2 separate regions of the Mus musculus genome follow, and region 2 is linked to region 1. A link is a loop called in an ENCODE intact Hi-C map of the cell type or tissue named here. Cell type or tissue: heart. All regions are shown on one strand. Each heading gives the region's core, and the rest is flanking DNA. Links, peaks and the distances in the headings are about the cores only.

Evidence for each region. Hi-C counts contacts between places; a loop is a spot of excess contacts. Peaks named below come from ENCODE experiments on the same cell type or tissue, not always from the same donor. Only the 100,000 strongest peaks of a DNase experiment are listed, where the experiment ranks them.
Region 2: it touches region 1 in a loop (1.9-fold over the local background); 1 of 42 quality-filtered maps calls a loop at or near these places.

Annotation. Positions count from the first base shown.
Region 1 is chr15:76,814,617-76,821,055 of GRCm38, reverse strand. It overlaps Arhgap39 (Rho GTPase activating protein 39), which reads left to right and starts at 2,890. Exons shown (of 12, transcript NM_001168288.2): 1 at 2,890-3,064. In heart, for the core only: a CTCF peak has its summit at 2,842 (motif pointing left); DNase peaks (open chromatin) are centred at 2,825 and 3,965; H3K4me3 peaks cover 2,417 bases; H3K27ac peaks cover 2,290 bases.
Region 2 is chr15:76,897,089-76,903,527 of GRCm38, reverse strand. It overlaps Commd5 (COMM domain containing 5), which reads right to left and starts at 3,587. Exons shown (of 2, transcript NM_025536.2): 1 at 3,536-3,587; 2 at 2,231-3,176. The coding sequence starts at 3,123. The coding sequence ends at 2,449. In heart, for the core only: a CTCF peak has its summit at 3,581; DNase peaks (open chromatin) are centred at 2,727 and 3,657; H3K4me3 peaks cover 2,412 bases; H3K27ac peaks cover 2,675 bases.

The DNA.
Region 1 (6,439 bases), core at 896-5,895:
AGCAACCACATGGTGGCTCACAAACCATCCGTAATGAGATCTGATGCCCTCTTCTGGTGTGTCTAAAGACAGCTACAGTGTACTTACATATAATAATAAATAAATCTTAAAAAGAAGTGGGGGGGGGGGGGAGAGGCAGCAGGGGTTAGCGGTGGGCATTGCTGGAGAGATGGCTCAGCAGTTAAGAGCACTTACTGTTCCTCTAGAGGACCTGGGTTCAGTTCCTAGCACCCACAGGGCAGCTGACAACCGTCTGCAACTCCAATCCTAGGGTGTCTGATGACCTCTTCTGGGCCTCCACAGGCACTGCATGTGTGGTACAGGGACAGACACTCGTTCAGGCAAGCACATAAAACATAACAAACATCTCAAAAATATTGAAACAAACAAAAAACACTCAAAAGGAATCCAGTCAGCCATGTTGGTAATGTTTCTTCAGCCGCAGGGAGGAGACGGTCTTCCTTCATCCAAGTCAGCTTACTTCAGGTGGGTGAACAAGGAAAAAAATTCGTCACCAAAGGCCAATATTCTGTATATCTCACACCCTCTAAAACTTTTGTGTAAAGAAATTCAAACCTTTTACTTTCCTCTACCTGGTAAAGCTTTTCTTTCCACAAAGGCCCTGCCCTCCTCCAGTTCCCAAACGTGATCTGCAGCAGCTGACACCTCACCCTCTCCCTTTCATTTACTCCAAGCTGAATCTTTTTAAACTGAATCAGGCTGAATCAGGAAAAGACTATGAGGTGACCCCAGGCAATAGGAAAAAAGACACAGTCACCACCTGCCTTAGGATACACTCGAAGTGAGCTTCTGGCCCTCGAGGACTTGCTAGCCCGGTTAATTTCATTTTTGCAAAGATAAATAGCCTTGCTGCTTGTGCGTTCCTTTCTGCAGCATTTAGAACGTCTGTTTCCAGCCGCATTGCTGAGGGGGCTGGAGACAGAGCAGGAGCCCTCATCCATACCTAAGAGCAGAGCCCAGGATGACTCAGCAAGGACGTGCTAAGTGTGAGCACAGTGGAGATCCCCAGGGCTTGGGTCTGCAGCACTGCGGGGTGTGGAAGGCTCTGAGCTCTCTTGGTCTGGATACAGATGGAACGCTGTGTGCAGTCCTGGAAGAGCTTTGGGCCATTTTATTTGTCTGCAAGTGGAATTTAAATACGACACAGAGAAATGAAGACATGAGCTGGAGATGACCTGCCACTAGCTTGATGGCCCAAGTTCCATCCTCGGGACTCAATAGCCGAAGAGAAATGACTCCTTTAGAGTTTGTCTTCTGACATCTCTACAGAGGTCTTGACACATGCAGCCCTACAGACATACAAACTAAATAAGCAAAATATTCTGAAGGCTCATTTTCACCATTTTAAAAAATGTGTGTGTGTGTGTGTACACATGAATACTATTGATCTCATGGAGCTGGAGTTATAGGTGTTTTGTTTTGTTTTGTTTGTTTGTTTGTTTTTTGGTTTTTTGAGACAGGGTTTCTCTGTATAGCCTTGGCTATCCTGGAACTCACTCTGTAGACCAGGCTGGCCTTGAACTCAGAAATCCGCCTGCCTCTGCCTCCCAAGTGCTGGGATTAAAGGCATGTGCCACCTCTGTCAGGCATTATAGGTGGTTTTGAGTCACCTGACATGGATGCTGGGAATTGAACTTGAATCCTCAGGAAGAGCAGTATTTACTCTTAATTGTCAAGCCAAGGTAAAAAAAAAGTTTGGTTTTTTTTTTGTGTGTGTGTGTGTGTGTTTTTCTTTTTAAAGTAAAGAACTGGTGTCGGGCAGTAATGGCCCACGTCTTTAATTTCAGCACTAGCAAAGTGAGGCAGGTAGATAGCTCTGAGTTTGAGGCTAGTCTGGTCTACTGATCGAGTTACAGGACAGCCGGGGCTACACAGAGAAACCTGTCTCAAAAAACGAAAACATGAACAAACAAAAACAACAACAACAACACTGAATATTCCGAAGTCTGGGAGGGTGACAAACGCACTTGTAATGTGTTAAAGACGGATTTTAAGTTTGAGGCCAGCCCGGGTACACAGAGCAAGAGCTCGTCAAATACAAAAAACCCAAATGGCAGCTGAGGATGTAGCTCAGTAGGTAAAGGGCTTTCCTAGAATGGGTTTCACCTCCTCAGCTGTGTAAACCGGATATGGTGCCTGTAATCCTCGCACAAGAGAGATGAAGACGGGATTAGAGTTTCAAAGTCATCCTTCGCTACATAGGGAAGTTGAAGGTCAGCCTGGGCCATCTGAAATTCTCTCTCTTAAAAAAAATTAATAAGAAGTTAAAAGGGCCATGGAGTGGGTAGAGGTGCTCTCTGTGCAAGCCTGATGATGCGAGTTCCGTCATTAGAACCCATGGTGAAAGGAGTTGTCCTCCGATTTCCACACGGACACTGTTGGCACGTGCGTGCACATGCTTCACACACAATACACATTACAAAAAAAAAAAAAAAAATAGAAAAGAGAGCACATTTAAAGCTGTGCCTGAGTTACTACGAGAATAGTCAAGGAAATAAAAGGAGGAAAATAATAAAGGGAAGTTACAAACATGGAATACGCAGAGTATTTTAGACAATAGCTACCTTTCCAGAGTCAAGGAAGAGGTATATCTCAAGCTTAGGAACCCCAGCAGGGCTAGAACTAATAGAGTCACGCCACACCCACGTTAGGACACACCTGAGGTGACCCAGACCTCCAGAAGTGGGCGGGTACAGGTGAGAGCGGAACGGCCGGCTAGCGCGGCATCGGGGGCGGGGCCTCCGACAGAGGCAAGGCTCCCTCGGAGCTCCCGAGGGGCTGCGCGGTGGCGCAGGCGCATTGCAGCCTCGCGGGCGGCGCCCCCTGGCGGCGCCACCATCCTCGCGGGGGCGGAGTCGGAGGCGGGGGGTTGCGCTTGGTGACGGGGGACGCGCGGCCGCAGCGCACTGGACCAGCGGCGGAGACCCAGGACGTGAAGCGCTGGCTGCGGCGGCGACGGCGGCCGGGAGCCGCCGGGAGCTGGGGCGCAGCGTGCGGTCGGTGATGAGGGGCAGTGGCGGCGCTCCGGGCGCAGGGCCGGCTGGTGAGAGCGCGGGAGGTGGGCGGCGCGGGCCGGGAAGATGGCGGAGAGGCCTCGCTGCGGCCCCACGGCCTGGCCCAGGCGGAGGCCCCCCAGTCCAGTCGTGCTAGAAATCGGGGCCCCAGGTGACCCGGTAGGGGAGGGTCCGCAGGAGGACGCCGCGGCCAAGGGCCAGGGAGTGTGAAGGCGGGTTTGCGTAAGAGCAGGGGCCCGAGGGTGGTGGGTGTGAGGGTGCCATGGTCTGCACGCGTGCCCGGCCTTTGGATGGGCGTGAGTGCGTGTGTGTCCCTGGCCAAGATAGTTGTGTGCGAGCCCTTTGCTTGAGGTGGTTGGGGTTGGGGTGGACCTGATGGTGGGTGTGAGATGTGAGGGTGCCCGGCCTGCAGACAGGTGTGTGTAGTCAGCCCGAGGACAGGTGTGCGTGCGTTCTGTGTCCAGGCCCAGAGCCGGTGGTGTGCTTGTGCCCTTTCTGTGCACTGGGCTCCGGTCCGTTTGGGGGTGGTGAGAGATAGTGCTTGCCGAACGAGGATCTTGCGGGCTAGGCTTTGTCCGCGATGCCCGGCAGTCGGTGGGCGTCTCTGGGTCGGGTCGTGGCTTGCTTGCGCGTGGTGCGCCCTGGCTTCGCGGCAGGGCCTCTGCGGCAGGCTCGGGTGGTCCTCTCCCCGGCCTTTCAGACTTGGAACTCCCTGGGCGCCTGCTGTTTGGCAGGCGTGGGGTGGGTGGGGGCTGCGAGCCGGCAGGCTGTGCATCCCGGGCCAGGCAGGCTGTCTTTATTTTAAAACGTGCTGCCCGCTTCGGGCGCGGCAGCTGTGGGTGTGTTCCATGCTGCTGCTCACCGCAGCTGCTGTGGGCGCTACGCAACCTTCAGCCGCAAAAATGCGGCTGGACCCCCTCCCCCTTCAGTGTTGTTCGGGTTGGCCAGGCCTCCAGTGACCTCTGCAGAAAAACGTACAGTTGCAAGGCTTCAGTTCCTCCCGTGGTGCAGACAATACGGACGTTTGTCTTTGGGAGCTAGGGAGGGCAATTGAGCACTGCGTCCTGGGCGCAGTCTGTAAACAGCAGGTGGTTTTGTCCCTGCTCCCCTTTTTACAACGAACGTGGGGGGAAGGGAATTAGAAGGAGAGGTGTGACTGGATAGTCCGGAAAGCCAGTCTTCAAGGGATTCTGAGTGCCTAGGAGGGAATAGAGAGATGTGACTCCTTCCAGCTCGTGGTCTAATCAGCTGTCTTGTAAGAGTCTGGAGCAGAGTGAAAATGAGTGCTGGTTCTGGAGCCAGACTGACCGCCCTTGAGTCATGACTCCTCCTTTACTGGCTTTGTGGTATTAGGTAAGGTCTCTCTGCCTTTGGTTTCTTGGCTGTAAAATGGGTACACTAATAGTATTGGTCTCAGAATGCTGTTGTGAGGACTCTGTGACTTAAGACTTGTAAAATTTTTCACACCTGGGAAGTTTTGAGTGTTAGGAATTGTTCTTGCTACGAAATTGCAAGCTGTCAGGGTTAGGTATAGGTTGGACTGTGTGTTACAAAGTGCATAAACTAAGTGTGTGTGTGTGTTAAAATTGTAATTTCGTCTGAATTTTGCTATGTGCTCAGGTAGGTTTCAAACTCATGATCTTGTCTGGCATGCATTGCCATGCTTGGCACAAAGTACTTGTGTGTGTGCAAGTATGTATGTGTGTGTGCATACATGTAATTATTTTCATTTTGTGTGTATGGGCTAGTGTGTGTGTGTGTTTAATTATTTTCATTTTATGTTTGTGCCAGCTCTGTCGAGTAGAGGTCAGAAGATAAATTTTAGGAGTTATCTCTCATATCAAAGTGCCCATACGCACTGACACACACATCTAGCTGGTTGGAAGCAAATCTTTCTAAAGAAAAAAAGAACAATTTTATACACTTAGATAAATTAATTGCATAGAGTTGCTTTAAAAGTCTCTTTGGTAAGGAAACCTCTCGTGCAGCACACAGATTGCCACAGTGCTGACCGGGAGACGTGAGCTTGGTGTTGCCAGAGGGAAGGGGGCATGCAGGCCCTGGGCAGTGAGAGCCAGGCCTACAGTGTTGTACTGCACAGTGTTACCTTTGAATTAAGAAAGGTAACCTTATTAAGGATAAACTTTGACACTGAAGACGTAAGTAACAAAATGAGAGCCAGGTTTTACCTGTATGGTAGCGGGCCTTGGTAAATTACCGGAAGAAGTTCAGATAGACTTTAAACCAAAGTGAGGGGGATTGCTGTGTTTTTCAAGGAAACAGTTAATCTAGTCATTACGTTTCCCTCTTTATCTCAGAATTACTCTGGAAAATGGTAAAATAGCATTCGTACTCTGATAGAAAAGTTAAGTGAGGTCTTGAGACTTGTGGCAGTGAAGGTGAGAATGTTTTGTTTGTTTGTTTGTTCCTAAGGATATGGTGTCCAGCACTTGGGAGGAGAAAGAAGAATTGAGGCCAAGCTGAGTTATATGAACCACTTAAGTTATATGAGACCATGTCTTTAAACAAAAGAAAAAAGTAGTCCAGTCTCATTCTGGCCTCTGCCATATGCCTGCTGGGGCAGAGGGCTGTGGATTAGGAACTGCACCCAACAAAGACTCACGGGTCCGTGCATAGTTTCGCAGTCTAGCTATTGCAGCCTCTCCTGAGGTGTCTTGACTCCTTGATGCTGTTGAGAGAAGAAAAAAAAAAATCCTTGAACTATGTTCCTGTGCTGAAATGTCCAGTTTGACTGGCAGAACCTTTTCACTGGATCTTACAAGCAATCCTCACAGTTGGCCTTTTGGGTGAGGCTTTATGTTGTCACAAAGCTGTGTTCACTGAGGTAGACTAGATGTGCAGCCAGCCATGGACATGCAGAGACAGTATGAGTTGGTTACTGGCTCCTGAGCCCCATTTCCCATTGTTCCTTTCTCACCTCCCCAGATAACACGCTTCCCCTCAGCTACTGACCTCTGTGGTTCCTGTGTTGCCCTGTTCGGTCTCTGTTGGCCCCTTGAATTGTTCCCAACTTATGCCCCTGGTATTCCTGTGCCCTGTGACAGAGTCTGACCTGGACCTTGTCCTAGGGCAGCTGTTAGCAACCTGTTAGGTAGTCTCTCCTCACCTGGGTTAGCACTGCCCATGTCTGCTGCTACAGTGATCAGGACCTGGGTGACATTTCCTAGGTGTGTCTTCTTGAACTCATGCAAGTTAGGAGTGCCCAATGTCCTGTCCGTCTCTGCTGTTACAGTAACATAAGTGAACTTTATTGGCATCTGTTGTGAGTTATAGTGATGTGTCATTCTCTCATGGAGAATGCATACTAACCTTTTTACAGTGTATACTGAGAAGAGCCAGGCATCATCTGTTCCTCTCGGTTGGTGTTTTGAGTGTGTAGGAGG
Region 2 (6,439 bases), core at 857-5,856, 83 kb before region 1:
AAGTTAGTGGCCTCAGCAATTGGAAAGAGGGTGGGGGCAATGACCCTGGAGAGCTAAAGCGGGGAAGGAACGCAGCGATGCAGGGCGATAAAGTGGCACAGAGCCCCCCAAACAGAGGTTCTTCATCTGAGTGAAACCTAAGTAGTCAATGGCATAAACGTGTAGACTGAGAGGGAGGTAACTGAGGGTCAGGGTCCCAATTGGTAAGAGAGGTTTGTCAGAACTGGGAGATTTTACATGGCAGAGGCTAAAATTGACATATTGAGGAGGAAGGGACATGGGTTGGTGATCTGACACACTGAAAAGAAGAAGGGACAGGCCAGACGTGGTGGCACATGCCTTTAATCCCAGGGCTTGGGAGGCAGAGGCAGGTGGATTTCTGAGTTCGAGGCTAGCCTGGTCTACGGAGTGAGTTCCAGGACAGCCAGGGTTGTACAGAGAAACCCTGTCTCGAAAAAACAAACAAACAAACGAGGAAAGAACACCGAGTTATCGTCATGGCTCAAGTTCCACAGGATGCTGGTGCACAGGGTATTCCAGAAGGGTAGTGGAGCTTTGGGTGGCAGGGTTCCAGGACTTGCAGAGTGGTAAATCAAGCCACCCAGGGGCAGGGTAAGGAGTTGAGTCAGCCCAGAAGAGAACCAGAATGAAAGATGCCTATACAGAAAAGTCTGTGGGAGGATGCCTGCTAGTGCTTTGTCTTGTGAACCGTGCAGGGCATAGGGCCCTGCCAGCACTAGGGTATATCTCAGCCAACCGGCCCACAGGACAGTTTTGTGAGAGTCTGTAAATGTATGTGCAAGTTTTCAGCCCTGTCACACTCTTCCTATATAGGCATCTGCCACTGGGTTGTCCTTTCAGAAACAAAGACATCTTTAAAAAAAAAAATTGTTGTTTATTTTATATGATCTTCAGCCACACCAGAGGAGGGCATCCGATCTCATTGCAGATGGTTGTGAGCTACCATGTGGTTGCTGGGAATTGAACTCAGAACCTCTAGGTAAAGAGCAGTCAGTGCTCTTAACTGCTCAGCCATCTCTCCAGCCCTGAAAAAAGACACCTTATATATTTATTTATAGACAGGGTTTCTCTGTGTAAACCTGGCTGTCCTGGAACTCACTCTAGATCAGGAGGAACTCAAACTCAGAGATCCATCTGTCTCTTTTGAGTGCTGCCATTAAAGAGGAGCACCCCCACCATCAGGCAATTTTTTTTTTTAAGATTTATTTTATGAGTCTGGGTGTTTGGCCTGTACAACTGCACCAAGTATATGCCTGGTGCCCAGGAATGACAAAAGAAGTGATTGGAGCCCTTGAAAATGGAGTTACAAACAGCTATGAGCTGTTACGTGGCTGCTGGGAATCAAACCCAGGTCTTCTGCAAAAGCAACAAGGGCTCTTAACCACAGACTCAACTCCCCAGCTCCCAAAGACACTCTTGACATGCCCAGTGGTTCCAAACTCCCCATGGAGTGGGAGGTAAAGTACTGGACAGGTGCCTCGGACACATTCAAAGGTTTTAATCCACTAACGCTGCATGGCTTCACTAGCAGCCGACACACCACTTGATCCGTCTGCAGAGTACTCCTGTGACCAACCTTCTCCTCATCTGACCTGGCTCTATTCAATTGTCACAAGCTGTACTCATAGTTTTATTGTTTGTTTTAGATTTACAACTTTCTGAGTATGAGTAGTTTGCTTGCATGTATGTTTGAGTACCACATATGTGCCTGTGTTGGATGTCTTGGTGTTGGGTCCCCCCTGCCCTTCCCCCACAACTGAAGTTACAGAAGGTTGTGAGCCACCACGTGAATGCTGGGACTTGAACCCAAGTCCTCTTTGCAAGGGCAAGTGCTCTTCACTGCTCAATCAATCCTCCGGCCCTGTTCTCATGTCTTAATATTTAAAATATGTATTTAATGTTATATATACCAAACATTATTTAATGCATATTTAGTATTTGTAATGTCTTCCCCCCACCCCCTCTGATCTTTCCACTAGGATGTCAGCTTCAGGAAAGCAGGAATTTAGGGCAAAAGAATAAACACGTCCGCAGCAAAGCACAGGACTTAGGAAAGCAAATGGGCAGAGTTCAGCCATGCTGAGCAACCATGTTGTATGTTGTAAGAGATCTTCATCTGGACTTAGCTCTGCACATCGTCTCATCCAGGAGCACAGCTGGGGAAGGGACAGGTAGGTTTAATTCCCTAATAGAATAACATGTTTTTAATAGTTGCTTTACCTCTTTAATTCGAAACTGAGCCTCACTACGTAAAACCCAGCCAGGCCGGCCTTACATTTCACATTCTCCAGCCTCAGCCCAGCTGTTTACTTGTAAAACAAAACCCAAAAGTCCCAGCTGTCTTTTCACTTAAAATATGTTCTTACATCCTCATCACCAGTGCGGCTGGGTTCTGGTACCAGCTTCAGCACCCCACAGTACCAGGGTTCAGTCCTGCAGTTTGCGCTCACACTTTCTCTCCAGCTCTGCCATCTCCTTAAGGACCAACGCCACGCTGTAGCGCAGCTCCTGGAATTTGGCTATGGGCACCTCGAAGCGGTGTGCCGATCCATCTGTGAGCTTCAGCTGCATGAGAACACTCGGTTGCAGGGAGCGGGACTGAGCACTGGTTGAGATGGCCACATCCACCCGCCACCGGAAATTCGACACACGAGGCAGCGAGGATCCCTGCTGCTGGGCTACAGAGTCGAGAAGAGGGCGTTGACTCCCAAATGCCAAACTGGCCAGATCTCCAATCATATCTTGGGGAATGCCAAGTTCCTGGAGTTCGTCCTGGAAGGCATCTGGTTTCAGACTGGCAGGGGGCAGCCGGAGAGCCTGCTGGAGCAGGGTGTGTGTGCCCGCCAGCAGGACGGCCAGACGCTCCTCTGACAGGTTGGCGCTGGCACCAAGGTGCTGCACGGCCTCTCTGCAGTCTTTCCCATGGAGGGCCCCGACTACGAGTTTCAACAACTTTCTGAAGGTGCTCCTGTCTAAGTCCTTCAAGAGCTGGGCCACTGCCGTCACTTCTGCAGAGGGCTGGGAACCCAGGAAACTGACCCGGCCGCTGTGACTGTCAGTTGGATGGTGTAAGTATGGAGCCGCAGCCCCCAACGCAGACATCCTTCCTTTCCCTTTCTTGACCAGGCCGGAGAGAAGGTACTAACCACAGTAGCCTGGAGAGGTGAAGGAGAGACAAGTGACTTCCTACTCGGGAGCTTCATGTACTAAAAACTGGGGGTGGATGAGGGGCTCCCACCCGCCTGTCTACCAAGGATAGATAGCAAATAGGATGCATGCTTTGGAGGTGGCCCTGAGACCTTGCGGCAAAGGAGCCCGCCTGAGTCTAGCAGAAGGGAGGCGTCCCGGAGATTTAACAGTTGGCAGGGAAAAGAACCAAGAAACTGAAGCGCGCACCAAAATCCTACATAAATAGGGAACGAGGACCCCCCCAAACCCTGAATCCTCATCATAGCTCTGGAAGACCTAAATCACACATTACAAATACAAACTAAGCCTTGAACGCCCTCTGCACCTGGAGGAAGCTATCCGCAGGAGCTGGCTGTGGCTGGCAGCAGCTGAAACTTGGCCGAGTCTCAGGAAGTGCCACTTAGACACTTCCGGGCCGCTCTAGGAAAGCGCGACCGTGGCTCTCTGTGGTCCCGGGAGCCGAGCGCATGCGCCGCCCGGTCGCTTGCCTTCTAACAGTGTTTTGGGAAGCGAGAGGAAAGTTCAGTTAGCTTCCGTGTGGGATGCATGGATTCTGCTGGCCTGTGCAGCCCCATGTGAAGAACAGACGTAAGAATTATTGTGGTTGATGCCAACGAATTGCATATTTTAAAATACTTAGATGGTCTAGGCGGCGGCCCACGTCTTTTAATCCGAGCACTAGGAGGCAGAAACAGTTCAAGGTCAGTCGGGTCTACACAGAGTTCCAGCACAGGCAGCGCTACATACCCTGTCTCAAACAAACAAACAAACAAACCCAAACAATTTCAATAAACCAAACAGAATTCCCCGCAGAAGTGGGGGGGGGGGGTAAATTTGTGTGGTATATGCATTATAGCCCCAAGAAGCTTTTGGGGTAGGTGATTAATTTTGCCGGCAAAGTCTGGACGTTTTATCAAGGATGGTATGAATGGCTAATGACCCAGCCCTGGTGATATAAGCGAGTGATCGGAAGAGCCTGGGACAGGATGATCGCAAACCCAAGGCAGGGCTAATCTGGGCTCCAGAGTGAGTTCAAGGTCAACCTGAAGAACTTGGTGTGTTGCTTCATCAGAGATTGGAGGAAGTTGGGCGTTATGGTGTACACCTTTAATTCCAACACTTGGGAGGCAGAGGCAAAGAGATCTCTGTGAGTTCTAGGCCAGTCAGGGCTACACAGAGATTCCATCTTAAATAAATAACACACACAGACACACACACACACACACACACACTTCCTAAGCAGCCAAAATTAATTTCGTGATATAGCAGAAATATAATGGTTCCAGAAGCTCTAAGTGTTGATAGGACCATGTTCTTGAGCCCCTTGCAACATTAGCTTGCAGCCAAACATCCTTGACATTCCTTAGCTTGGATATATCACTCTAATCTCTGTCTCCAGACAGACTGCTTCTGCTCCTGAATGCTGGAATTAAAGGCATGTGCCATGCCACCACTTCCTGGCTCACTGCCTCCATCTTTAGGTGGGATTTCGACTTTCCTGTAAGCATTCTCATGACTTCACTTACCAGGACCATTGTTCCAAATAGTGTCTCATTTACTCTCAGGTTCCGGAGATCTTAGGACTCCAGGATATCTTTTGAAGAACAAAATTCAACCTATATCTAATATATGTTCATAAAAGCCTTTTGTTTGGGGATCTTTTTTTTTTTTTAGCGAAGGGGATGTGCATTTCTGTGTGTGCTCACGTGTGTGTGGGTACACATGTATGTGTAAATGCATGTGCATATGTGTGCATGTGGAGACAGAGGTCACCATGGCTGGTGGCATTTTGTTTGTTTGTTTGTTTTTCCGAGACAGGGTTTCTGTGTGTAGCCCTGGCTGTCCTAGAACTCACTTTGTAGACCAGGCTGTCCTGGAACTCAGAGATCCACTTGCCTCTGCCTCCCGAGTGCTGGGATTAAAGGCATGCGCCACCACGCCCGGCGGCTGGTGGTATTTTAAGGGAGAGTGTGGAGCCTGCTCTCTATTTAACATAACTGGAGCCATTTTGTATCCAGTCTCCATTTTGTTCATAAGTTAAAATTAAGTTCAGGTTCTCAGGCTCCACTTCCCAGAAGAAATTATCCATAGCTGACACTGGAGACTGCTACTCAGCCAAAAAGTTAGGGTTCACCTCTACTCTATTATCTCAATGTATTGCGCCCCCCATCCTCTCTTACTTCACCTAAGACCAATAAGTTAGCTGTATGGTTAGCCAAAAATGTTATGCCTCTTCACTTCCTGACTTTTCCTATAAAACGCCTGCCCTGAGGCCTGGCTGATACACTTAGGCTCTGGGTCTTTTTGGTGGTCCTGATTGATGAGTCTGGGGTATGCGTTCAATAAGTTCTTAACTGAGGTTGATGTGGGTTTCATGTGGCAATTCTTGAACCCCAACACAGGGTAGCCCTGCCTTAAGTAGCTCTGGCTATCCTGGAACTTAAGTGCATAGACCAGCCCGACCTCAAACTCCTAGAGACCTGCCTGCCTCTGCCTTTGCTCTCTCTGTCTCCTCTACCTCCCATGTACTAGGATGAAAGATACCAATATGCTAGCTTTGTTGCTCTTAGTTTTGTTCCTTTGATTTTGTTTTGGGGGGTTGTGATGGTTTGTATATCCTTGGACCAGGGGAGTGGCACCATCTGAAGGTGTGGCCTTGTTGGAATAGGTGTGACCTGGTTGGAATGGGTGTGTCACTGTGGGTGTGGGTATAAGATCCTCACCCTAGCCGGGCGTGGTGGCGCACGCCTTTAATCCCAGCACTTGGGAGGCAGAGGCAGGCCGATTTCTGAACTCGAGGCCAGCCTGGTCTACAAAGTGAGCTCCAGGACAGCCAGGGCTATACAGAGAAACCCTGTCTCGAAAAAAACCAAAAAAAAAAAAAAAAGAAAAGATCCTCACCCTAGTTGCGTGGAAGTCAGTCTTCCACTAGCTGCCTTTGGATGAAAACATAGAACTCTCAGCTCCTCCTGCGCCATGCCTACCTGGATACTGCCATGCTCCCACCTTGATAATGGACTGAACCTCTGAACCTGTAAGCCAGTCCCAATTAAATGTTGTGTTTTATAAGACTTGCCTTGGTCATGGTGTCTGTTCACAGCAGTAAAACCCTAACTAAGACAGGGTTGTTCAGTTTTGGTTTTTTTTTTTTTTTGAGACAGTGTTTCTCTGTGTAGCCCTGGGTATCCTGGAATTCACTCTGTAGACCAGGCTGACTTCAAACTCTGAG